2 separate regions of the Homo sapiens genome follow, and region 2 is linked to region 1. Evidence: chromatin loops called from intact Hi-C (ENCODE). Cell type or tissue: endothelial cell of umbilical vein. All regions are shown on one strand. Each heading gives the region's core, and the rest is flanking DNA. Links, peaks and the distances in the headings are about the cores only. Region 1 has its middle 56 kb from the start of SF3B1. Region 2 overlaps BOLL (boule RNA binding protein).

Region 1 (12,292 bases), core at 1,443-9,442:
TTTAATTGGCCCACGGTTTTGCAGGCTGTGCAGGAAGCATGATGCTAGCATCTGTTTGGGTTCTGGGGAGGCCTCAGGAAACATAATCATGGCAGAAGGCAAAGGGGGAGCAGACACAGTCACACGGCCAGAGCAGGAGCAAGAGAGAGAGAGGAGGGAGGTGCCACACACTTTTAAACAACCAGATCTGGCAGGAACGAACTCACTATCATGAGAACAGCACCAAGAAGATGATGCGGCTAAACCATTAGGGAGAAATTCACCCCTGTGATCCAATCACTTCTCACCAGGCTTTACCTCTAACACTGGGGATTCAGTTATACATGAGATTTGGGTGGGGGCACAGATCCAAACTATATCATTACTCTCTAAAGGCCATTCTTAAACTTTATCTTATAGGCAATGGGTAACCACTGACTATTCAACATTCACTTATTCCACAAGTATTTATTGAAGATTTTAAAGTAGGGAAGTGGCATGAATTGAACCGTGCTTGCAGGAAGATCAATATCTCTAGTTCATTTCCTTGATCCAGATCATAGATACATAAAGAGCTTATACAGCAAATGTTCTCAGAGCTGAATTAGTTCAAAGATGCTCAGACTAAGTCATGGTCCCCACCCAGCTGCTTTCCTCCCACCTCCTTAACTGTGATACTGTGGCCCCTGCTGGTCGCTGCCTCAAAGCTAGACAACCACTGCCCAAGAGCTGGGACAATTGTGGAAGGGAACGGTATCAAACTAGTTTTGTGTTCTTCGGATTACTTGCTTGTTTGCTTCTTTCCTTAAAAGTTTACTTTAGAGGTCTAGAGGGTGTTAGTCAGAAAAATAGCTTTTTTATACCACAAAGGGATCTAGGATATTCCATATTTTCCAGGGAAAATGATTTATAGAAAATCTTCCAAATGATCCTGGCTAATTGGATTTGCAGACAAAGGGCAGGTGGACATTTTCCACATGAGGAGTTGGGCAGGTGAGCTGTTCATGTTGTTTCTGGAGCCTGGAGCTGCAGCACTCTGTCCAGCCACCCCAATGGATCATGATACATGTGACAAAGCAGGGAAACAAGCAGGCAATGCTCTGAAAAGGGATGCATGACAGCTATTACTTAATATTGTCTTGGAGAAAAAAGAACAAGAAGGAAAATCCTTTTTGAATGCAGTGCTGTTTTCTTGTGTGCTGAAATTTACTTACTTATTTCATTTTTTGAGACAACGTCTCACTCTTTTGCCCAGGCTAAAGTGCAGTGGCGTGATCACAGCTCTCTGCAGCCCCAGCCTCTCAGATTCAAGTGATTCTTGCACCTCAGCGTCCCAAGTAGCTGGGACTACAGGCATGTACCGTGCCTGGGTATTTTTTAAATTATTATTTGTAGAGATGGTGGTCTCTGTATGTTGCCCAGGCGATCTCAAACTCCTGGACTCAAGCTATCCTTCCACCTTGGTCTTCCAAAGTGCTGGGATTACAGGTGTGAGCCACCATGCCCAGCCTAAAATTTTTGTCTTGATAGCTTTTTGTTTTTGTTTGGAGATAGGGTCTCGCTCTATCACCCAAACTGGAGTCCAGTGGTACAATCATGGCTCACTGTACCCTTCACCTCCGAAGCTCAAGTGATCCTCCCACCTCAGCCTCCCAAGTAGCTGGGACTACAGGTGCATGCCACTGCACCCAGCTAATTTTTGTATTTTTAGTAGAGACGGGGTTTCACCGTGTTGCCCAGGCTGGTCTTGAGCTCCTGGGCTCAAGGGATCCGCCTGCCTCAGCCTCCCAAAGTCTTGGGATTACAGGTATGAGCCACCATGCTTGGCATATCTTGTTAATTTTAACAAGAATCAATTAACTGGGGCCTAGCAAAGAAGAAAATCATTCCTGATTTTGGTGAGATGTGTGCAAATAGACAATGTCTAAAAAAGAATGTCATCATGATTAGAAACTTTGTGTTCAAAGGAAAAATTATAAAACCTACATTCATTCAATAAGTAATTTAAGAACACGCTTTACATCTGTTAGTGCTTTATAATTTCCAAATGCATTAGCATTCATTCACTCACTTATTTCTCACAGCACCTTTAAGAAGTAGACACTTCTTATGCCAACTGCACAGACAAGAAAATTAAGGCTCAGAGAGGTTAACTGATGGTGCGGTTATTTTAAGCATGGCTGATCTGACTCCAAGCTGATGCTCTTGCCGCTGATGCATGTATTCTCCGTTATTTTCAGCTTTTTTTTTTTTTTTGAGACGGAGTCTCGCTCTGTCACCCAGGCTGGAGTGCAGTGGCACGATCTTGGCTCACTGAAAGCTCCGCCTCCCGGGTTCACGCCATTCTCCTGCCTCAGCCTCCCGAATAGCTGGGCCTACAGGCACCCGCCACCATGCCCAGCTAATTTTTTTTCGTATTTTTAGTAGAGACGGGGTTTCACCATGTTAGCCAGGATGGTCTCGATCTCCTGACCTCGTGATCTGCCTGCCTCGGCCTCCCAAAGTGCTGGGATTACAAGCGTGAGCCACTGCACTCAGGTATTTTCAGCTATTTTAACTATCAAAATTAGTTTTTAACACTGTTGTTCTGAACTAATGAGAAGTGTATGATTTTTTTGAGGAGTATCATTTCCTTACCAAAATCCATTAGGACTGATAAAGTCAAAGTCACCAGGAGACCAGGAGGATGGAAAACATTATTATAGAGTACAGAAATAAATGAATATTTAATGTTTGATAGAGAATGAATTACAGGGACATAAAAAATGGAAAAATTTTGCCAAAACCCTGTTCAAAGGGAAAACGTATGGCTCACTGAAAGATGAGGCACTAAATGGAAATGAGATGAATAATGGAAAACTGTAAATAATTAATGTCTTGGCATGTGTGTGTACTCTGATAAAGACAAAACTTTCTTTTGTCACTTAGTTAACTGGTTTCATGAGGTGAAACAAGTTCAGCACTGAGGGGAAATAGTTTTTTAATATTCTCCAATTTAAAACTTTTAATTAAAAAGTAAACTTTAATGTTGAAAATGCAAACTTGGGGAGGGCAGAAATATCACACACAAGGCTGTCACTTCACACTTGGAGGGTTGCACAGCGGCCGGGCAGAGGTGCTTCTCACTTCCCAGATGGTGGGCAGCCGGGCAGAGGAAATAGTTTTATGAGCAATCAATTTAGGTGTTTCCTGGAGGTAGAGTTTTCAGATCCCACAGATGATCACTGTTTACTCCCCGCTTGGTGTTTCCTTGTGTCATTTTGTGAACAGTAGTTCTGACTATGTACAAATCTCTGTTGGCTGTTTAGTGGTCCCCTTTCTCTTTGAGATAGAGTCCTCAGTAGATAGCACACACACACACACGTATATATTTTGAGACAAGTTCTTGCTCTGTCGCTCAGGCCGGAGTGCGGTGGCGTGATCTTGGCTCACTGCAGCCTCGACCTCCTGGGCTTGGTCGGGTGATCCTCCCACCTCAGCCTCCTGAGTAGGTGGGACTACAGGCACATAGCACAATGCCCGGGTAATTTTTGTGTTTTTTTAGAGATGGGTTTTGCCATGTTGGCCAGGCTGGTCTCGAACTCCTGGGCTCAAGTGATCCACCTACCTCAGCCACCTAAAGTGCTGGGATTACAGGCGTAAGCCACTGTGCACGGCCAGATAGCAAAATATTTGAACTCTTGTGGATGTGGATAGAATGCATACAGAACATCCCTGGTGTGATTCCGTCCTGCGTGGCTGTTCTCTGGAGCAGCGTTCGTTTATCTCCGTCCTCCTTCTCTCCCACCTAAGTGCGTGCCACCATCTGATGGAAGATTCAATGGACATGGACATGAGCCCCCTGAGGCCCCAGAACTATCTTTTCGGTTGTGAACTAAAGGCCGACAAAGATGATCACTTTAAGGTGGATAATGATGAAGATGAGACCAGTTATCTTTAAGAACGGTCAGTTTAGGGGCTGGTGCAAGGGATGAACTGCACATTGTTGAAGCAGAGGCCATGAATGATGAAGGCAGTCCAATTAAAGTAACACTGGCAACTTTGAAAATGTCTGTGGTGGCTCACGCCTGTAATCCCAGCACTCTGGGAGGCCGAGCCGAGGCAGGCAGATCACAAGGTCAGGAGATCGAGACCATCCTGGCTAACATGGTGAAACCCTGTCTCTACTAAAAATACAAAAAAAATTAGCCAGGCATGGTGGCGGGCGCCTGTAGTCCCAGCTACTCGGGAGGCTGAGGCGGGAGAATGGCGTGAACCCGGGAGATGGAGCTTGCAGTGAGCCGAGATTGCGCCACTGCACTCCAGACTGCGCAACAGAGCGAGACTCCATCTCAAAAAAAAAAAAAAAAAAAAGAAAAGAAAAAAAAGAAAATGTCTGTACAGCCAACGGTTTCCCTTGGGGGCTTTGAAATAACATCACCAGTGGTGTTAAGGTTCAAGTGTGATTCAGGGCCAGTGCATATTAGTGGACAGCACTTAGTAGCTGTGGAGGAAGATGCAAAGTCAGAAGATGAGAGGAGGAGGATGTGAAACTCTTACGTATATCAGGAAAGTGGTCTGAGGTGGTAGCAAGATTCCACAGAAAAAAGTAAAACTTGCTGCTGATGAAGAAGATGATGACGAAGATCACGATGATGAAGATGATGATGATGACTTTGATGATGAGGAAGCTGAAGAAAAAGCGCCAGTGAAGAAATCTATTCAAGATACTCGAGCCAAAAATGCACAAAAGTCAAATCAGAATGGAAAAGACTCAAAACCATCATCAACACCAAGATCAAAAGGACAAGAATCCTTCAAAAAACAGGAAAAAACTCCTAAAACACCTAAAAGGACCTAGTTCTGTAGAAGACATTAAAGCAAAAATGCAAGCAAGTATAGAAAAATGTGGTTCTCTTCCCAAAGTGGAAGCCAAGTTCATCAGTTATGTGAAGAATTGCTTCTGGATGACTGAGCAGGAGGCTATTCAAGATTTCTGGCAGTGGAGGAAGTCTCTTTAAGAAAACAGTTTAAACAATTTGTTAAAAAATTTCCATCTTATTTCATTTCTGTAACAGTTGATATCTGGCTGTCCTTTTTATAATGCAGAGTGAGAACTTTCCCTACCATGTTTGATAAATGTTGTCCAGGTTCCATTGCCAAGAATGTGTTGTCCAAAATGCCTGCTTAGTTTTTAAAGATGGAACTCCACCCTTTGCTTGGTTTTAAGTATGTATGGAATGTTATGATAGGACATAGTAGTAGCGGTGGTCAGACGTGGAAATGGTGGGGAGACAAAAATATACATGTGAAATAAAACTCAGTATTTTAATAAAGCAAAAAAAAAAAAAAAAAGAATGCATGCAGAACACAAGGCAACCGCCAGCACTTTAGTGTGCCTTGGATACCCCTCCAGGGCCCTTTTGCTTGCCTTTGTCTTGGCCTCTGACCTGGCCATACACTGAGGCAATGGGAGATGAAGTGGCCCGGGGACCAGCAGTTGCCAGGCAGCGGAGTAGCAGCTGGGGTGCTCAGAGTATAATTCAGTCCCCTCTTGCTATTGCCAGAACTTACCACCCTCTTCCAGGGGCCTCTGCCTTGGCACATGCAGTTGCTACTATCCAGAAAAGCCCTTTGCTTCCCCTTCAGCTGGCTGGTCCCCGCTAGTTCTTTGAGAATGGACTCCTTCGACTTCATTAGGACCCCCCTGGCGAAAGTGCTGCATTGACGTGCTCCCCCAGCACCTGGGGTGCACACACTTCTCCCTTGCTCTACGACGTGGAAGTCATCTGTTCAGTCGTCTTCCCCGATGGTCTGTGAATGGATACACAACTCACGCCCCCAGCACCCATCTGCCGCTCCCTGTACATGTGCAGACGGACTCAGTGAATGACAGCCGCCGCCTGAATTATTTCAGACAGGTTATTACTGCTGGGAGTTGTGCAAGAACTTCTAGGCAGCCAAGCAAGTAGGCATATTTTTAAGCAAATAATTCAATGGTCTTCATTCACAAGGTGGGAGAGTATTCTATTTCATCACCTGACAGAGCGTAAAACTGCTGTTCTGTGAAAACCTTTGTTCAAAATATTCTATTTCCTGTAACATTCTTAGCTTCTGACAGGGGGCAGCAGAGCCTAGGAAAACAAAGGCTGGCCCCGGTTAACTGGTGGCTTGCACACCTTTGGAGCCAGACCTTTAATGATTTTTGGGAGAAACCAGCCCTTGGTATCTGACAAACCTTACTGTTGAATAAAGATTGTAAGGTAAAGGCTGGCTTTTATTAACTTAACATTCTTTGAAGGCACCGCAAACAACTAACTGTTTTTATAAAAGGAAAAAAAAAAGACAAAAAATAAGGCAAATAACCATCTTTCTCATTTTATTACAGTCTTTAAATAAGATGGATGCTTATTTTTTGCCAGCAACTTGTAAAACGATGCTAGAGCATGAAATATTTCCAGCTGGTGTTAGGGAGAATGTCGAGATTTACAAATTATGACCAGATGCTGGGGCTATTGTCTCCTCATCCCCATCATCCTGGAAAAAAAAAGACTTAGTAAATAATAATAATTTTTAATAAACCTAGGCCAGGCATGGTGGCTCACTCCTGTAATCCCAGCACTTTGGGAGGCTGAGGCAGGCAGATCATTTGAGGTCAGGAGTTCAAGAGCAGTCTGCCCAACATGATGAAACCCCGTCTGTACTAAAAATACAAAAATTAGCCGGGCGTGGTAGCACGGGCCTGTAATCCCAGCTACAGGAGGCTGAGGCACAAGAATCACATCAACCCAGGAGGCAGAGGTTGCAGTGAGCCGTGAGCGAGACTCCATCTCAAACCAAACCAAAACAAAAAAACCAAAAAGCAATGAAAGCAGTTGAGATAATAATGAAAGCAAATAGCCAGAACCGAAATCCTCCTTGCCCCACCCATTATGGCATGAACCCTTGGGGGCCCAGGCTCATGCTTTCTGTCCCTACGTCCAGTGCCCAGCAGGCCTGGTGTGTGGCAGCAGGTGCTTGGCACACGCACATGGAATTGAAGGAACATCTCTGGCCTGTTCACATCTTAGTTCTCTAGGGGAGTTTCTAAGTCATATATGACACCCAATTGTCCCATAAATACACTCCATGGGGAATTTGCATTCAGAAACATGATCACCTTAGGCACGTACTATATCCCACAACTAACTTCAGGGAATCTGCTACTTTTCCATTCTTTAAAACTATGCAAAGGAGAGCAGGGGAAAGAAAAGAGGGAGGAGTCCATATGCTTGCCCATGGGTTTGCACAGGTAAGAGACACACAGGTGGGCTAGATCTGATTGGCAGTAATTTGGCCCTCAGTCCACATGGTCACCTTGAAACCAGGAATACAGAAGAGGTCTGCAGGGTATCCTAAGGTTCTCTGATGTCTGTCTCTGCCTTAGTCTAGGAGTCCTAGTATAGTTCAGCAGGAATTCCCTCATGTTCTCCTTTCTAGCATTGCATAGCACATTACATGAAGCTTCCTATTTTCTTACTATGTTTGTGTTTAGATTTCTGCCTCCAATACTGTCAGGTTCTGTTTGTACTTCTCAGAGGAAGATTTTTTTTTTTTTTTTTTGAGTCAGAGTTATGCTTTTGTCGCCCAGGTTGGAGTGAAATGGTGCCATCTCGGATCACTGCAACCTCCACTTCCCAGGTTCAAGTGATTCTCCTGCCTCAGCCTCCCAAGTAGCTGGGATTACAGGCCTGTGCCACCATGCCCGGCTAATTTTTGTATTTTTAGTAGAGACAGGGTTTCACCATGTTGGTCAGCCCATGTCAAACTCCTGACCTCCAGTGATCCGCCTGCCTCAGCCTCCCAAAGTGCTGGGATTACAGGCGTGAGCCACCACACCCGGCCCTCAGAGGTAGATTTTTATCTTTATTTTTTGAGACAGTGTCTTGCTCTGTCGCCCAGGCTGGAGTATACAGGCACAACGTGATCATGGCTCACTACAGACTTGACCTCTTGGGCTTAAGTGATCCTTCCGTCTCAGCCTCCTGAGTAGCTGGGACTACAGGCACACACCACCATGCCCAGCTAATTTTTAATTTTTTTTTATAGAGACAAGGTTTCACTATGTTGCCCAGGCTGGTCTTGAACTTCTGAGCTCAACTGATCCTCCCTCCTCAGGCTCCCAAAGTACTGGGATTATAGGCACGAACCACAACGCTTGACCCAGAGGTAGATTTTAAAATGGGGTTCTTGGCAGTTAGTAAGAGCCTGGCCATTTCTTTCAACAATAACTCAGAGCCTCTTACATTCAATTCACCTTCCTCCCTACTCTCATTTATGGCTTCACATGATTCATCCTGCTTATACAGACAGGAATCTCTTAAGGGACAGGACAGGTATTAAGACACCTTTCCTGGTAGATGAATTAGTTGAGACTCAGAGCAGGGACATCCCGGGCCTGCGGGTCACCTAGAGTGTTAATGGCAGTACTGAGAAGAGAATCCCCTTATCCAGGTGCTGCTGGAGCACCTTGGGGTGCTCATTCTTCAGTGAGGGTCTGGATTAGTGAAAGGTACGGGAGATCCTGAAACATGGGGATCGAGGAAGAGCACGCATGCTTTGGCTTAGTGCAGTGCCTGACACAGTGTGGATTATGGGATGTCCCAGCTGTGGGAGGAGCCGAGGGCATGGAGGGGAAGCCGTTCACTAGCGGCAAGCATTTCCACAGCAAGGGATAATACCCAGCAGGGTGGGGATGTGGGAAATAGTCCTCAAAGGAGACAGGGCATCTGGGGCATCTGTGATTGGGCCAGGCTTTATCTGCTCTTTGTAGGCTTTGTTTTATTCAGTTGCCATGACAGCCTTGGAAATAGTTATCATTATGCCCCTTTCTCCGATGGAACTACTGAGTCACAGGGAAGTCATGTAATTCCCAAGACACCTACACCGAAAACCTTAGGTGTCATTCACATGGGGGAGCAACTCACATGAAGCTTCGCATGAATGAAGTCTCCCGAAATTACCAGCATCATACAGTTATTAGCAGGTAGAGTTCAGATCTACACCTTGGTTCTCTGGCTCCACAGCCTGAGTTCTTAGCACTACTTCATTCTGCATCTTCTGAGACTTTCTTTTTTTTTTCTCTTGAGACAGGGTCTCACTCTGTCACTTAGGCTGAAGTACAGTGGCACGATCTCAGCTCAGCGCAGCCTCAATTGCCTGGGCTCAGGTGATGCTCTCACCTCAGCCTCCTGAGTGGCTGGGACTACAGAGGTGTGCCATCACGCTCAGCTCATTTTTTGTGTGTTTTTTTTTTTTTTGCAAAGACAGGGTTTTGCCATATTGCCGGGGCAGGTCTCGAACTCCTGGACTCAAGCTATCCACCCACCTCAGCCTCACAAAGTGATGGGATTACAGGTATAAGCCACCGTGACTGGCTTCTGAGACTATTTTTTCTGGAACCCAACATTGCCCAGTAAGGCTCTGATTTATGTATGTCTCGACTCAAGGGAGAACCTTGTACAGGTTATAGAAAAATAAACTCTGGACTGGGGGTTAGAGTTCTGGGTCTGCCACTGACCTGTGTGACCTTGGCCAGTTACCTCCCCTCTGCTCAGCCATTTTCTGTTCTGTAACACAAAGAGAAGGATACTCTTCTCTCAGGTTTAGGGAGAGGACTCTGAGTTTAATGAACATGAAAGCGCTTCATAAAGCTGAGACGGTTTGGAGCCACACAAGGGTCAGTACAAATCAAGGGAATGGATGGGGCCAGCAGGCAGCCATTTATTTTTTGGGGCTGATATGTATGCAGAGTATTGACTTTTTATGCCTCATTTACTTCTGAAAAAAAATGTAGAAGTGGTGGTGCCCGAGTCTGCAAGCAGAAGATGGAGCCTTTGTGTGTGCAGCGGGTGCTGTGGAGGCCCAGGGAGGAGGCCAGGAAGTGAAAAGCATGTGGCTCAGATTTGGGCCTTAAAGCTTCCAGCTTCCTCACAAGGAAGAAGAAAAAGGCGTGCTAGATGTTCTTGGGTGATAACGATGAGAAATAATAACCAGGTCTATGTTCCTTGGCTTCTTGTATTTCTCTTCAGCAAATGTTTCTGTTCTTTAGGCAGCTGAACAGCAAAATCCCATTTCATTTGTTGAAATATGACAAAATTGGGCAGAATAACAGGCTCACGATGCTGTAGTAAAAATGAGCTATAAAATGTAAATAAGTCTTAAGTGAATTGGCCTCAGGCGTTTTATGGAGTTAAATCAGAGGTGGAATTGTGTGAGCTTGGATTTTGCTTTTTCTTTCTCTACTTGAGTAAGAGCTTGTATTTCTGTTACGGTGGCAAGGAAAGTTCCTTTTTCACCCTTCATTTTCTCTTTAACCCATTGCTTTACAAAGAATCCGGCCTGGGTATCTAGAAAGGCACCCTGGAGAAGTTGACACCCATAAGATCTATAGTCAGAGGGCTGTGAGGTGACTGTGAGTATCAGAGTGTGAATGAGAAAACAAGGCTGGACACTTGTGAATCAGGTGCAGCTGCTATTCCGGACAAAAGTCAAAAGATGCGGAAAACTGATTTAGCCGGAAGGATGAGAGAGAGAGAGAGAGAGAGAGAGAGGAGAGAGAGAGAGAGAGAGAGAGAGAGAGAGAGAGAGAGAGAGAGAGAGAGAGAAAGAGAAAGAGAGAGAGAGAGAGAGAGAGAGAGAGAGAGATAATTTAATAACATACAGGTGTTATGGTCAGGCATGAACAATAAATACCTCTCACATCAAAAGTACTGAAGCACAGGCCAGGTGCAGTGGCTCACCCTTGTAATCCCAGCACTTTGGGAGGCTGAGGTGGGCGGATCACCTGAGGTCAGGAGTTTATAAACAACCTGGCCAACTTGGTGAAACCCCGTCTCTACTAAAATTACAAAAATTAGCCAGGCATAGTGGCGCGTGCCTGTAATCCCAGCTACTGGGGAGGCCGAGGCAGGAGAATCGCTTGAACCCGGGAGGCAGAGGGTGCACTGAGCCGAGATTGCACCACTGCACTTCAGCCTGCGAGACAGAGTGAGAACTCTGTCTCGGGGGGCGGGGGGAAAGTACTAAAGCAGTTGGGCGTGGTGGCTCATGCCTGTAATCCCAGCACTTTGGGAGGCCAAGGCGGGTGGATCACTTGAGGTCAGGAGTTCGAGACCAGCCCGACCAACATGGTGAAACCCCATCTCTAATAAAAATACAAAATTGGCCAGGCATGGTAGCCCGTGCCTGTAATCTCAGTTAATCAGGAGGCTGAGGTAGGAGAATTGCTTCAACCTGGGAGGCAGAGGTTGCAGTGAGCCAAGATGATGCCATTGCACTCTAGCCTGGGTGGCAGAGTGAGACTCTGTCTCAAAAAAAAAAAAAAAAAAAAATACTGAAGCAGAGCAGAGAAGTACTATTATTTGTCCTGTGAAACTCTAAACAGATTAAAAATATGGATCTGAATTAAAGGGGCAGCTTCTCAAACATTTACCTTAACTGAGAATCTTCACCCCAAATGACTAAGATTAGCAATAAACTCTCATAAAACCAAATTAATGAGATGATCTCTGGTTATTGAGAAAAGTAGAATAAAGAGGGAAAGTGGCCGGGCGCAGAGACCCCCGTCGCTACAAAAAAAATACAAAACTGAGCCAGGTGCAGTGGTGTGCACCTGTAGTCTCAGCTACTCTGGAGGGTGAGGCGGGAGGCTTGCCTGAACCTGGCTCGCAGTTATGAGCTATGATGGTGCCACAACACTCTAGCCTGGGTGACAATGCAAGACCCTGTCTCTCAAAAAAAAAAAAAAAAAAAATTGGGAAAGTAACTTTTTTCTAAAAGTGGCCAGTGGTTTTACATTCAATTTTTTGAGGCAACTTATTGACTCAGGAACTAGAAAAACTTCCAAGATTCTTTAATCCAACCCCCCTCGGATGAGTAAACTGTGACCCAGAGTGATTCAAAATCTTGCCCAAGTCCCACGGTGGGGAAGTGGTGGAGGGAGAGGCAGCACCCAGCTTCAGAGCCCTCCCTCCACACCCTGGATGAAAAGATCCCTGAGGTTTCCTCCTGAGGGCTGGGGCTTCAAATGCGGGGGGCAGTGGCTCTGGGATAAAAAGATGCTGCTTTTAATATGCTCTCATTAAAAAAGTTTGAATTTAACATCTGCTACACAGGGAGGAAAATAAATTCCAATGGCCTCCTTTTTTATCTCATTTAGAGTTGGGGTAGAAAGAGGGGCTGGAAGTTATAAGACAGTATCATGAGCCATGAGAATACTTTGTGACCCGCAATTAGAAAGTGAATGGTTCACAGATGCCATTAAAAGGAAAGAAAAGAAATGGGGAAAAAGTCT
Region 2 (12,292 bases), core at 2,969-10,968, 400 kb before region 1:
GGAGCCTTCAAACCCGGCAACAGTCCCCATCTAGGTGTTTCCGTAACACATGCGGAATTATTGCTAGTGGAATTTCAGGCTTTCTTTGTTGTTTAACTCAATGCATCGCTAATTGTTTATAATGAACTTAGATGTTGCCTCCACCTGAGCCTTGCTATTGCTAACATTAAAATATTTTGTAGGCCTGGCGCGATGGCTCCCGCCTGTAATCCCAGCACTTTGGGAGGCCAAGGTGGGCGGATCACGAGGTCAGGAGATCGAGACCATCCTGGCCAAAATGGTGAAAACCCATCTCTACTAATACAAAAAAATTAGCTGGGCGTGGTGGTGCGCACCTGTAGTCTCAGCTACTCAGGAGGCTGAGGCAGGAGAATCTCTTGAACCAGGGAGGCGGAGGTTGCAGTGAGCCGAAATCACGCCACTGCACTCCAGCCTGGCGACAGAGCAAGACTGTCTCAAATATATATATATATATATATATATATATATATATATATATATATATATATATATATATGTATTAGACTGCTGTTATACTGTATTCTTTAGCCTTCAGCCTATTTGGCATATCATGAGCAGGTCTCTCCTGAAGAAATGATTCACTTTTAGTCATTCAACAGATATTTATTGAGCACCTGCTGTGTACTGTCAGTACTTTAGATGCTGCCATGAAAAAAGCAAAACTTCTGCCCTGGTGCATTACATAATAGTGGAGACAGATAATAAACATACTAAGTAAACTATATCGTATGTTAGAAAATGATGAGGGAGAAAACTTAAGCAGAGCGAGCCCACAATAGAGCCTTAGAGAGTGGAGGAGAATGAAGTGAATTGAGTGTGAAAGGTTGTTTTTCTTTTCTCAGGGAGTATCCTTTAGTTTCTCGAGATTGGAAATAAAGCACTGTTTACTTCCGTTCATTTCATCCTTCTCTCAATGAAATATAATGGGGTTTGTCTTTTACTTAAACTTGCGAACATATTAGTACATCTTATTTTCAATAAGAGAATTTCATGAAGAATGATTTTTTAAATTTAGCAAATAGGTAATTTTGACACTGTAAACAAATGGGCAGAAAGACAAGATTACATCTACTAGAGCTGTTATATTATCTCTAGCAATACAAAATCCATAGTTGAAAAATACTAAGCATTCCAGAATTACCCATTCTGAGCATTATATCCTACTGAGCGAAGTGACTGAAGTCACAAATAACCTCCAAGTGCCCAGAGAGAAAGCTGTTAAGATTAGATTCCCAGTTTCTTTCATTGGAAACTACAACATAGTAATTATTAAATGTGGTGGCTTTTCTGTGTTTTAAAAGAAGTATTTACATATTCCCTTATTAGGAGTACATACTTCCTTAAGGCTGGATGGGGAAGAGAGCCCATAAGGTCCAGCCTATAGCCCAATTGCCACTCCTGCCCTAGTCATTTCTCTGTACATCTTGCAAAGATTAATTTAGGGATTGTGATTGTATTGGCCAGAGAAGAAAGAGCAGAACAAATTTGAAAAAGAACAACTTTATTACCTGAGCTGGAGATTCATTTTCATGAGTTTGTTTCTCAGAGAATTGGAATTATGAACTTCAAGCTTTTGTTATTTTCTTTTTCTTTCTTTTTGAGATGGGGTCTTTCTTTGTTGCCCAGGCTGGTCTCGAACTCCTGATCTCAAGCAATCCTCCTGCCTCAGCCTCCCAAGCAGCTGGGATTACAGGCACAAGCCACAACACCCAGTTTACTTCAAGTTTTTTGAAGCACACATTTAGGATATTATGGGGTTTGTCTTTAGGATATTATGGGGTTTGTCTCAGAAGTGTGTTTAGTGTTTCCAGATGGAAAATAATTCACCAGTTCTTGAATTGGTTTCTCTTCAATGTGATTCTCAAGTCTTGGGTTTTTTTTCAGTTATACCTTAAAAGTCTATTATCTTACCATTCTGCAAAGGCTTATACATTTATATATATTTATTAAAATTTAAATTATGTCCTCTAACTTAGAATTGTGAACATGTGGATATGTACTGAGCTAATTCTTTGGAATAAACATTTATGAGCTACAAGTATATAATTTTTTAACAAAATCAGTCCAATCTTCAAATTGACAAGTGCATTTAAAATTTTGACTTTCAGGCTGAAAATGGTGAATGTGAATGTTAGAGTTTATTAACTTGTCGATGACCATTAGTTAAAGACCACCAGGAACACATGCGTCATTTAGTAAAGTTGGGTCTGTTAATTGTTCAAACAAGGGAAAACATAAACCATGGGGCCTCTCAATCAGAAGGTGTTAGAACTTACAGGATATAGGCTTCTGTTGAGCAATTTCTAGAGAGGGTTTAAGGAAGTAGGGCTTTACTCTGGAATGTATAGCGTCAGGAAATGGTAGTAATTCTATGATTGGATGTGTTAACTTTTATCTAAAAGGAAAGAAAAATGGATCGAGGCTAAAACTATAGCTGATAAAGAAGGAGCAGTCACTCATATCAGCCAGAATGGAGGGTTGTTTGGTTATTCTTGTGGTTTGGGCAATGCCTTTGTTTTTGTCAGCATTCAAACATGATTATGGAGTGGTCTTGTTTTTAATCTTGATCCATCAGAGTCACAGGGTGACTTTGTCTGATGTTGGTGTTCTGTTAACAAGAGAACACCACAGCCTAGCTGTGAGTGCCAGGCCAACTCCTAACAACACCAGGGTGTAGTTGATTGTGTCAGGCTGGGACTGTTTTCTCTTTCTCAAACATGTTCATGAGTTTAATATTCCCCTTAATAATTAAGTAATAGGTTTGATAATAATATAAGCATTTTAAGTAATATATTTAATATTTAAAATCTCTATAGTGGAGTAGATTCTGTGTTTCCTAGTTCTGTTGCCTTAAAAAGCTCTTAGCTCTAATTATAATTTTTATAATATTAAAAGTAAAGCCTAGAATACTATATTTTGCCTAAATGACTCTTCTTTTTGAAAAATATATGTTTTTGGTCTGCATCAAAAGCAGACTGCATTATACCCAGTGCAAAAAGTGTAAAAGAATTTTATTTTACAGCAAACATCAAACCAGATGCAAACAGATTCATTATCTCCATCCCCTAATCCTGTGTCACCTGTGCCTTTGAATAACCCAACAAGTGCCCCAAGATATGGAACAGTGATCCCTAATCGCATCTTTGTAGGAGGAATTGATTTTAAGGTACCTATTTATGCATGCAGTAAAGTGTATTTTTTCATTAGAAGTCTTTATTTCTCAGAAATTATTTCTTTGTGCAACTATAAAATAACATATTTGCATAATGATTAACAGATTTTGAATTATCTTATTATAAAGAATCTTTTCAACCAGCATGTAGGTTACATAAAGCATTAAAAACTGTTCAATGTCAGATATAAAGAAATTGATCCTCACTGACTTGCTGTGGGCTGCTAGCCACATAGTGACAGAGTGAGACTAGAAGCCTAGTTTTCTGTCTCATAGCTCCATACTCTTCCATACCAGAACTAATTATACTTTCTTGCCTAATATTCCAATAGCCAAAATAATTGATTATTATAATTTTCAAAAGAGACTCTATTTTTTAAAAACTTACTTTTATGAAATACTATTTCTTTACCCCAACTCTTATCTCAGATTCCTGAGCAACCTCCTAGGCATCTATTCTTTGCAAAGCACTTTCTATGTTAGAATTTAGGATTTGATCACCAAAAAAGTCCTGTGTCCTTGTCAGAATAAAGCATCTTAAAAGTAGTATATTTAAGCAGAAAAAAAAATAACTATTCGGTACTAGGCTTAGTACCTGGGTGCCAAAATAATCTATACAACAAACCCCAATGATGAGTTTATAACAAATCTGCACGTGTACCCCGAACTTAAAATAAAAGTTTTTTAAAAACTAATATATTTATATCATGTAATCAGCCATTCCACTGTTTCAAGAAAGCATAGTTCATGACATGATGTGCAGTGCCCCCCAGCCCACATAGGGGAGGTAAGAGTAAACACCTACAAGAAAGGCATGCATAGATATTTTAAGTGGAATACTCTTACTTTCAAATGGATATATAGAAGGATTTCCAAGCTTCTATTTTACATATTAGAAATTATAGGGAGAGTTATCATTTTCAACAAAAAAAAAACCTTCCTTATGCCATTAGGTGTGATATTTGACATTTATAACTATTTCCATATAACCAATCTGTTACAATTTGGGTGGAATTTCTTTTTTCCTGCACAAGAGAAATGTTACACTTAGTGTATTTGCCAAAACAATGAGTCTTAAACAAGTATATGATTGTTTCACTAAAAATAAAGTAAGAAAAATTATTTCTTATAAAATATTTATTTTTAAAAAGATTTTCTTTGTGGAAAATACTGATAGCTGGCAGAAATGTTCAATTTGGGAATTCATTTATATTACAATAGATTAGCATGTTTTTAAAAATAAGTTATCAATAAATATAAACATTTGTATGGCCAGGTTATTTTAGGTTACTGAAGCCCATCAGCTACAGCATGCACTTTGGAGACGGTTGTTATAATGCAGCCATAGCTTTAAGGTAATTGCTAGGGCTTCCTCCTGTATACTTATACCTTTTTCAAAACCACAGATAAAGGCCAGCAAGGAAATCATTTACTTTAATAGCAAGTAGTCACAGACTTTTTAACCTTTCATTTTTATAAGCAAACAGACTATCCCTCTTAATGCTTACTTTTCTTGACTGTCTCTTTGTCACTAAAGAAGTGGAGCTACAAAATTGAGGTAGTGATTATTCTACCAGAGAATAGTTGGAATTAATTTGTATTCAAATATCTAGTAACAATTCTTATTCTAGCATTGATTTCATTTTCTGTTAACTGAAATAAAAGTCATTCAGTTTTTCTTAGATTGAATCAGTATTTGTCATTATGCAGCTTAGCAGGCTTTATGTTACCAACTAAAAACCAATAGTGTATGTAAGTAGTGAGGTGGCAGTTGAACTCAAAAGGCATAGCTCTGCACTAAGGCATGTCTTTTTGCAGTGTATATAAAGAAATTTTTTTCTAGAGAAAAGTTACTCTTGTAGACAAACAGTTACAGCTAAACCAGGAAATGAAATTGCAATGAATTTAGTGTCAGTATTCTGAGAAAAGGTGATATGAGTCTATTATCAGACTATTTCAATTAAAAAAACAGACATGCCAAAACCATCTTTGTAGACACCTTGTATGCTTTAAATCTAATTATGATTCCAATTTTTATTTTATTATCAAAACAATGTCTGAATTTAGCTGAAATGTATATTGAGTACAGATAAGGAATCTAATAACTTTAAATCTTATAGTCACTCCATTGTTCTCACAGTTGAGTTCAAGCACTTTTGGAAATACATTCCTTTCCTAAAACTGACTTAGGAAAGGAGTTCCTGAGACTACTGATTAAAATAGAATGACTGGTGTAGGCCAACACAACCTAGTTCCACTGCCATGACTGTCTCTGAGCCACAAGAGCCAAAATAGTATTGTACCCTTACTATGGAAATAGCATTCCTAATCCAAATTGGCTTTTTAAAAACTGGCCAGCTAGAGAACAAGAATCATTTAAAGATTTCTTTAAATAGTGAGTTTTGTAGTTTTAAAATAATTCAGCTTACATTTTTATTGGCATATGGTAATTTAACAACATAGCTATTGCATAAAGCAAGATATTTACCTTGATTTTAATCACCTAGTGGTTTATGCACTGTTTTGATGATGAGAGGCATTTTTCATGCATCTTATCTATAACTTTTTCTGTCTCCAGAGCAAGCATGAGAATTATTCATCTTTTATCAACTAAAAATGCTTTTTAACGTTTTCTTTTTATGCCATTAGACAAACGAAAGTGATTTAAGAAAATTTTTTTCCCAGTATGGGTCTGTGAAAGAAGTGAAGATTGTAAATGACAGAGCTGGAGTATCCAAAGGGTTAGTATCACTATAGATTGTCTATGGAATTAGCAACTCTATTTTCATTGGATGACTAGGTTTTGTACGCCAGTTTACTTTGGTTCCATTTTCCAGCAGAGACCATCATGCCCTCTTCTTTCCTCCTACCTTTTGATTTCCTTGTGTGTGTGTGTGTGTGTGTGTGTGTATTTTGGAGGGAGGAGACACTGTAATATTTCTTAATTTGTTGAGAAGTTATTCTTGCATGGGTGGAGGGACCATTCAGTGGTAGGCAGCAAGCACTTAATGTAAGTAGCAGATGTACATTAGCTGAGGAATGAGAAGCAAAAGGAATCAGATTCTTTTGGAATTGTATCCCTGCTTTAGGCCATAGAGAGCTTTATTTGAAAACAGCTGACACCAAGAAATGTCTGTAGGTTGTGCCTCAGAGACCTAATTAGGGGACCAGTATGAGAAATATAATTCTAGTGAGAATGATTTTTAATTGCTATATCAATGATAATGAAAATTGAGAAGAAAGTAATAGACTGTGTCTTTAAATGTGTATAGAGCTGTTTCAGTGGAATGCTATGTGTACAAAGCCAAATTTCAGAAAGGAAAAAGATAGTTTACATAGTACACTCACTTAAGGAGTTGGACTGCAAAGTTAAAAGAAAATAGATAAGGCAGTAAAGTATTGTATTTACTTTCTTGAAAGAGAGACGAGACATACATATTTATAGGCATAAGAAAAGGGACCCATTGAGGTGGTATTGGTGAGAAACAACATTCGACAGATGGATATGCTGGAAGAGATGGGATTCTACAGAAAGGTTATTTATAAACAGATGAGATACTTCCTCAGAATGCCAAACAATATTAAGGTGAAGTGAGATTTACCTCTTTTGTTTGACTAACAGAATTTGCTATGTTTTGGTAATACCATTTTTTAATCATTGGAAAACATACATGGAAATGTAAATGTAAACTGTATTTTATGCCTTTTCCACTGGGTGGCGTGTGTGTTCTACCAAAAAAATAGCGTAAAACTAATTCCTTAACTTTTTAATGTTTGGGCAAATAGATAAAGAGAAATTCCTTTGTTTAAAAGAAGAAACTTTGTATATGATCCAGTAATTATGAATTGAAGAAAATAGTGAAGATATTTAGCATTACTCAGAAGAGTTTACTTAAGTTATCTAAATAGCAATTATGTTTTGAGAGATACATTTTTTCTTTCTTTTGTTACTTTTTTCTCTACCTATTGTGGCTTTTTGGACATGGAGCACATCATTTATGTGTATTTGTATCTTCAACATTATATGAATTGTGCTTGAAGTTAATTATGTATGAAAAACAGATGTGAAATCTGGGTTGTACATATTTTTAATTGATATTGTTTGGGAATATACTAATAATTACATTATCAGTTATATGTGCTAATAATAATAATTAAATAATACATTTACATTGTCATTCACCAATATAAGAAATTTTATTGTGTTGAAATTTTAAATTTTTTAGTTATTTTTCTACTTTGATTTCTCTTAGCCAAACTTCTATTAGTTTAAAAGGAGATTATTGCTCTGGATTGAAATTTATTGCATCCCCAATTTTTAAGCAACAGCATGAATCTCTTGTGCTTTTCTTTCCTGCATACAGCTGAGAGCTGAAGCTGTTTCAAGATCTCAGGGGTTTTTTTTCTTTTAGTTCCTGACTAAAAGTGACAGTGTTAGGCTGTGAATGATTCTTCTAAGATTCCCATGCTAGTGCAGCATAGAAACATGCCTACTCCTACAGTGGCCGATGATTTAAAAACAAAATTTTTAAACATTTTAATATAATTAATATAACATTCTAAGAAAATGATTAATTAGTAATAATTAATGCATTTATTTAGGTATGGTTTCGTCACTTTTGAAACACAAGAAGATGCACAAAAAATTTTACAAGAGGTATGATCTTTTGGTGTATTTAACTTCATTTCTGGAAATTTTGTATTTGAAACTAATCTTTTCGGGGTTCAAATACAATAATCAACTGCTTTTTAAAAAAGGTTTGCATCTTAAGATTGGCATTGGTCTCTAGGAAACTTAATCTGCAGAAGAGCAAATTCCAAAATCACTACAAGTATGGTTGTGAAACTGTAATATAATGTTTCGCTTTATTTACTTAAATTAAGAACTTGGGGATATATCTTTTGCGAAGTGTTAATAGCATTTTGAATGTTTAAAAAACACTACAAATGTGGATTCCAACAGTGAGGTTATCTGAGATGATTTCCCTCCTGTGAAAAACATTATATAAACTAAGAATATTCACAGAAAAAAAGCCTATAGCCAGCAATTCAGTGTAATAACTTTAAGTTAAGGCAAATATAACATTTAACTTTTTTAGAAAAAAAGTAGAATTTGAATTGTATGTTATTAAAATCAAATACAGTCAATTCTTGTTATTTGTGGCAGTTATGTTCTCTAACATTGCTAGGAACACTGAATTAGCAAATGCTGAACTCCTCTTTCTAGGGGAAGTACAAGGTAATGTTCCCAAGAACCTCTGGTCACAATATTGCCATCAACCTATCAATATATAACCTTGTTTTATATGGTTTTCCATTTAAAGGCATCATATATAACAGATTACTGGTTCATTAACATTGAAGCCATGGCCAATAGCACTATAATTCATGCTTGAATTAAGCACATCTAATATATATATTCTCCATAATGCCTATGACAGTCTTCTTGTGCTAGCCAGCACTTCAACAATACACATGGGGGCCATTTTAAATAGCCAAATCACCAACAAAAAGCACAAAAATGGAGAAAACATGGCACTAAATAGAAAGCTCTCTCTTAGAGTATGAGCACTGGAACAAGAAGAAAGAATATCGCCTTATTTGACCTCAACTGGGAGCATGCGCATCAGGCTACTCAAATTTTCCGCCGCTCTTCACGTGTCCACTAATAACCTCAAAATTGCCACAAATATTAATTTTAGGATTACAAGTAAATTTTAGCAAGTAGGCAAATTCACAAATACAGAATCCATGAGTAATGAGGATTGACTGTATTACAAATGGAGAAAATGGGGAATTGCGGTCAGACCCAGATCTATTTCAGTCTGAAGACGGCTCTTTCCCACTATTCCTTGCTGCTTTGAAAGAATATTATAGTCTGAATTTTTGAAATTCTTTCTAACTAGTTTTTCCTTATTGATTTTATAAATAATAGTGCTAAAATAATAAAATAATTTCTTTTTTCTTTATTTTAGGCTGAAAAACTTAATTATAAGGATAAGAAGCTGAACATTGGTCCAGCAATAAGAAAACAACAAGTAGGGATCCCTCGTATGTATTGAGAACTAATGTATTTTTAAATATTTTTGCATGGTTCTTTTTTGAAATATAAGACTTTTTATAGAACTTTATTAAAAGATCATGTTTCTTTCATCTAATAAAGTTATTTTAGCAAAGTTGGTGGAAAAACTGAATATTTTTGCCACAAAATAATATATCTCAATTTTTTTGGCTGGGAAAAAATTTATATACATAAAGATGCTTAAGTATATTCCATGTAGTTACATCATTAAAGGAAAAAAAATCTTTCGTGATGAAAATATCATTTAATATAGCAAAAGTAATTAGAAGTAATTTAATAATTTAGACTTACTAATGAGAAAAATTTTAATTAGAAACTAATTTAAAATTAATCAGAGTAAAAATATTGAAAGTGAAAACATAGAACTAATATCAGAAACTCGCTGCATGCTGTGTACTGTAACCCAGCCAGGTGTGTCATAATTTTCAGGGGGACAATCCCTAAAGCTTTAGGAATTGGCTAAATTATGTATCTACCTTCCTCAAATTTCTCTAATGCTTTCAATTCTATCTTTCCTCACTCTTTCTACTTATTAAGTTAGGCATCTTTATAGTTAACTTTTTACCTTTAATATTTATTAAAATTCCTAACAGTCTTTGGCTAGAAGGAGAAATGTGATGTAAAATTTATAACTAACTTATTTTCCCTTAGCCACATCCTAGTGTCTACGGGAATGTTTAAAACATTAGGTTATTATATATAATCTGTTAACAAATTAATAGATTGTATTCATTTGGACTGTTATGCTTTTGACTTAGAAATAATAGATATTTGGTTAATACAGTTGCCACAACTACAACAAAAAAGAGATTGATGTATATTAAGTTTAATTTTGACTTAGTATTTGTTAATTTAGGAGACAATCAAAGTATCCTCAGTAGGTTAATACAAAATGGAATGCACTAAATATGGCAGAATGCTGAATATTTTCAATCTACTGTTGTTACTTGCAAAGGTTAAGCTAGAACATATAGTAACGGTCCGTTAGCCCATTATCACCAGCAATATGTACTAAATAGTAATGCTCATAGTATGATCTACCAGTTGCTGAAATAGAAAATAAATCAGCACTATGCTGAATGCTTTCACATATACAAATAGTTTTTTCAAAACTACTTAGTGCAAGGGTCAATGTTATGAGTTTTCATTTAATCTTCATAGAATCCCATGATGTATTGTTATCTCTATTTTTGTAAATAGAAAATTCAATCCCAAAAAGATAAAGTCATTGTTTTAAAAATGTTTCTGCTGAAATACTCCTAAAGGTAGAGGAGAGTTAATCTTGGCATGTTGTGGTTCCTAACCCACTGCAGCATACTGGAATTGCAAATTTTCTTTAAAGTCTCATGATTTATGCAAAAACATCATGTATAATTTGCATTCTGTTCCATAATATCATATTGTTTATTTGAATATAAAAATATTTCCCAAAAACAATTGAATAAAACTGATTCTGTAGGAAGATTACTATGTTCAGCCTCTGCTTTTTCATATCTCCTGGTATACCATCCATCCCTTATCCAACTTTAAGAAGTATGGGGTTAAATAGCCTAATGGTGAGTGGTAGCACTAGCCTTCAAATGCAGGACTGTTTGACTCCAAAGTTCTTTTGACTTTTCTGCGAAGAAAAATAGGTGTTAAAAGTACATTTACAAATAAGGGATTCTTATCTTAGTTTTTTCTTAGATCTGTCATTTCTTTCCATCTCCATTACCAACACCCGAGTCCCAACTAACCACTTTGTTTACCTTAATTCCTGGAAAAACATCCTAAGTGGTCTCTCTGAATCCAATCTTTCTACCTTCCAATCCATCATTCACAAGGCAGCCAGAGTGATCTTTCAAAAGTGCACCTCTTATTGTCTTATGCTCAGCTTATTTTGAGGTATTCTTCCCTTTTCTTTCCATGCTTTAGCCATGTAGCCTTCTTTCAGTTCCAGAACATTCTATACTCCTGTTCTCAGAATCTAATATACTGTTTTCTTTACCTAGAATGTACTTTGCCATCCAATTCATTCTTTAGAGCTTAGCTGAACATCATTTCATCACAAATTTTCCATATATATGTATATAGAGAGAAATTTTATATATGTTTTGTATACATAATAATTGAAATGTTCAGTATCGTACCCTATAATGCCTCATGTATTTATCAAAATTGTATTTAATTAATTAATTGTGTAATCAACTAATGACTATCTTCACTACCAGACCTAACTTCTTTGAGGATACAGACCATCTCATGTCTAATTTTTTTATTTTTTGCTGTATCACTAGGGCCCTGTTCAATGCCTTGAAATAGTATGCACTGAAAATTTATTTATTTAGCAGGTAAAGCATGGTTCATTTTCTTTGAATAATGAACCATTATTGAATAATGAACCATTATCATTATCTTTGAATAATAGTGGAATATCTTTTGGGGGGAATCCATGGACCTCCAAAATTGTGTGTAAAATTGTGTTTGACTGTATATATATCTGAGGAAAAGGTCCCTGATTTTCATCAAATTCTCAAAAGGATCTAATTAAGAACCATTAAAATAAATAATAACAATACTAGATCAAATGCAGTGAAAATATAAAAGCTGAGGAGCAATAGTATTATTTAAAGTGGTAGGCCCATGCTATTTGAAGTGTGGTTTGCAGACAGTGTCATTTCATTGGAAGCTGTCAAAATGCAAATTCTTAGGCCCTGTCCCAGATTTACTGACTCAAAATCTCTGAAGATAAGTCCCTGGAATTTGCATTTTAGAAAACAATTTAAGTGATTCTAATTTATGGGAAATTTTGAGAAGCACTGGTATAGGTGGAAGAATTGTCAGTTTCACTAATTTATATAACCTTGCTGGTTAAGACCTAATCTAATTTGGCTAATTTAACTTTTAAAGTCTCCTCAATGACAAAAAATATATATATATCTATGTATATTATTTACTGTTTTTTGGTTTGTGGTGGGGGTTTATATAACTTGGCCCGGGAAAAGAGTTGGGGACCCCAGACTAGCCACATGAAGACT

The links. Hi-C counts contacts between places; a loop is a spot of excess contacts. Peaks named below come from ENCODE experiments on the same cell type or tissue, not always from the same donor. Only the 100,000 strongest peaks of a DNase experiment are listed, where the experiment ranks them.
Region 2: a loop joins it to region 1, with 8 times the contacts of the local background. A loop is called at or near these places in 21 of 110 quality-filtered maps.

Annotation. Positions count from the first base shown.
Region 1 is chr2:197,372,388-197,384,679 of GRCh38, reverse strand. It overlaps the pseudogene NPM1P46. Among named protein-coding and RNA genes, the nearest start is that of SF3B1, 56 kb to the left of the region's middle. In endothelial cell of umbilical vein, for the core only: a CTCF peak has its summit at 6,076; no DNase peak of the experiment used is centred there; H3K27me3 peaks cover 270 bases.
Region 2 is chr2:197,772,617-197,784,908 of GRCh38, reverse strand. BOLL (boule RNA binding protein) reads left to right here. Exons shown (of 11, transcript NM_033030.6): 2 at 3,044-3,187; 3 at 5,843-5,934; 4 at 7,796-7,850; 5 at 9,169-9,244. The coding sequence starts at 3,059. Among named protein-coding and RNA genes, the nearest start is that of BOLL, 6.6 kb to the left of the region's middle. In endothelial cell of umbilical vein, for the core only: a CTCF peak has its summit at 6,913; a DNase peak (open chromatin) is centred at 6,928.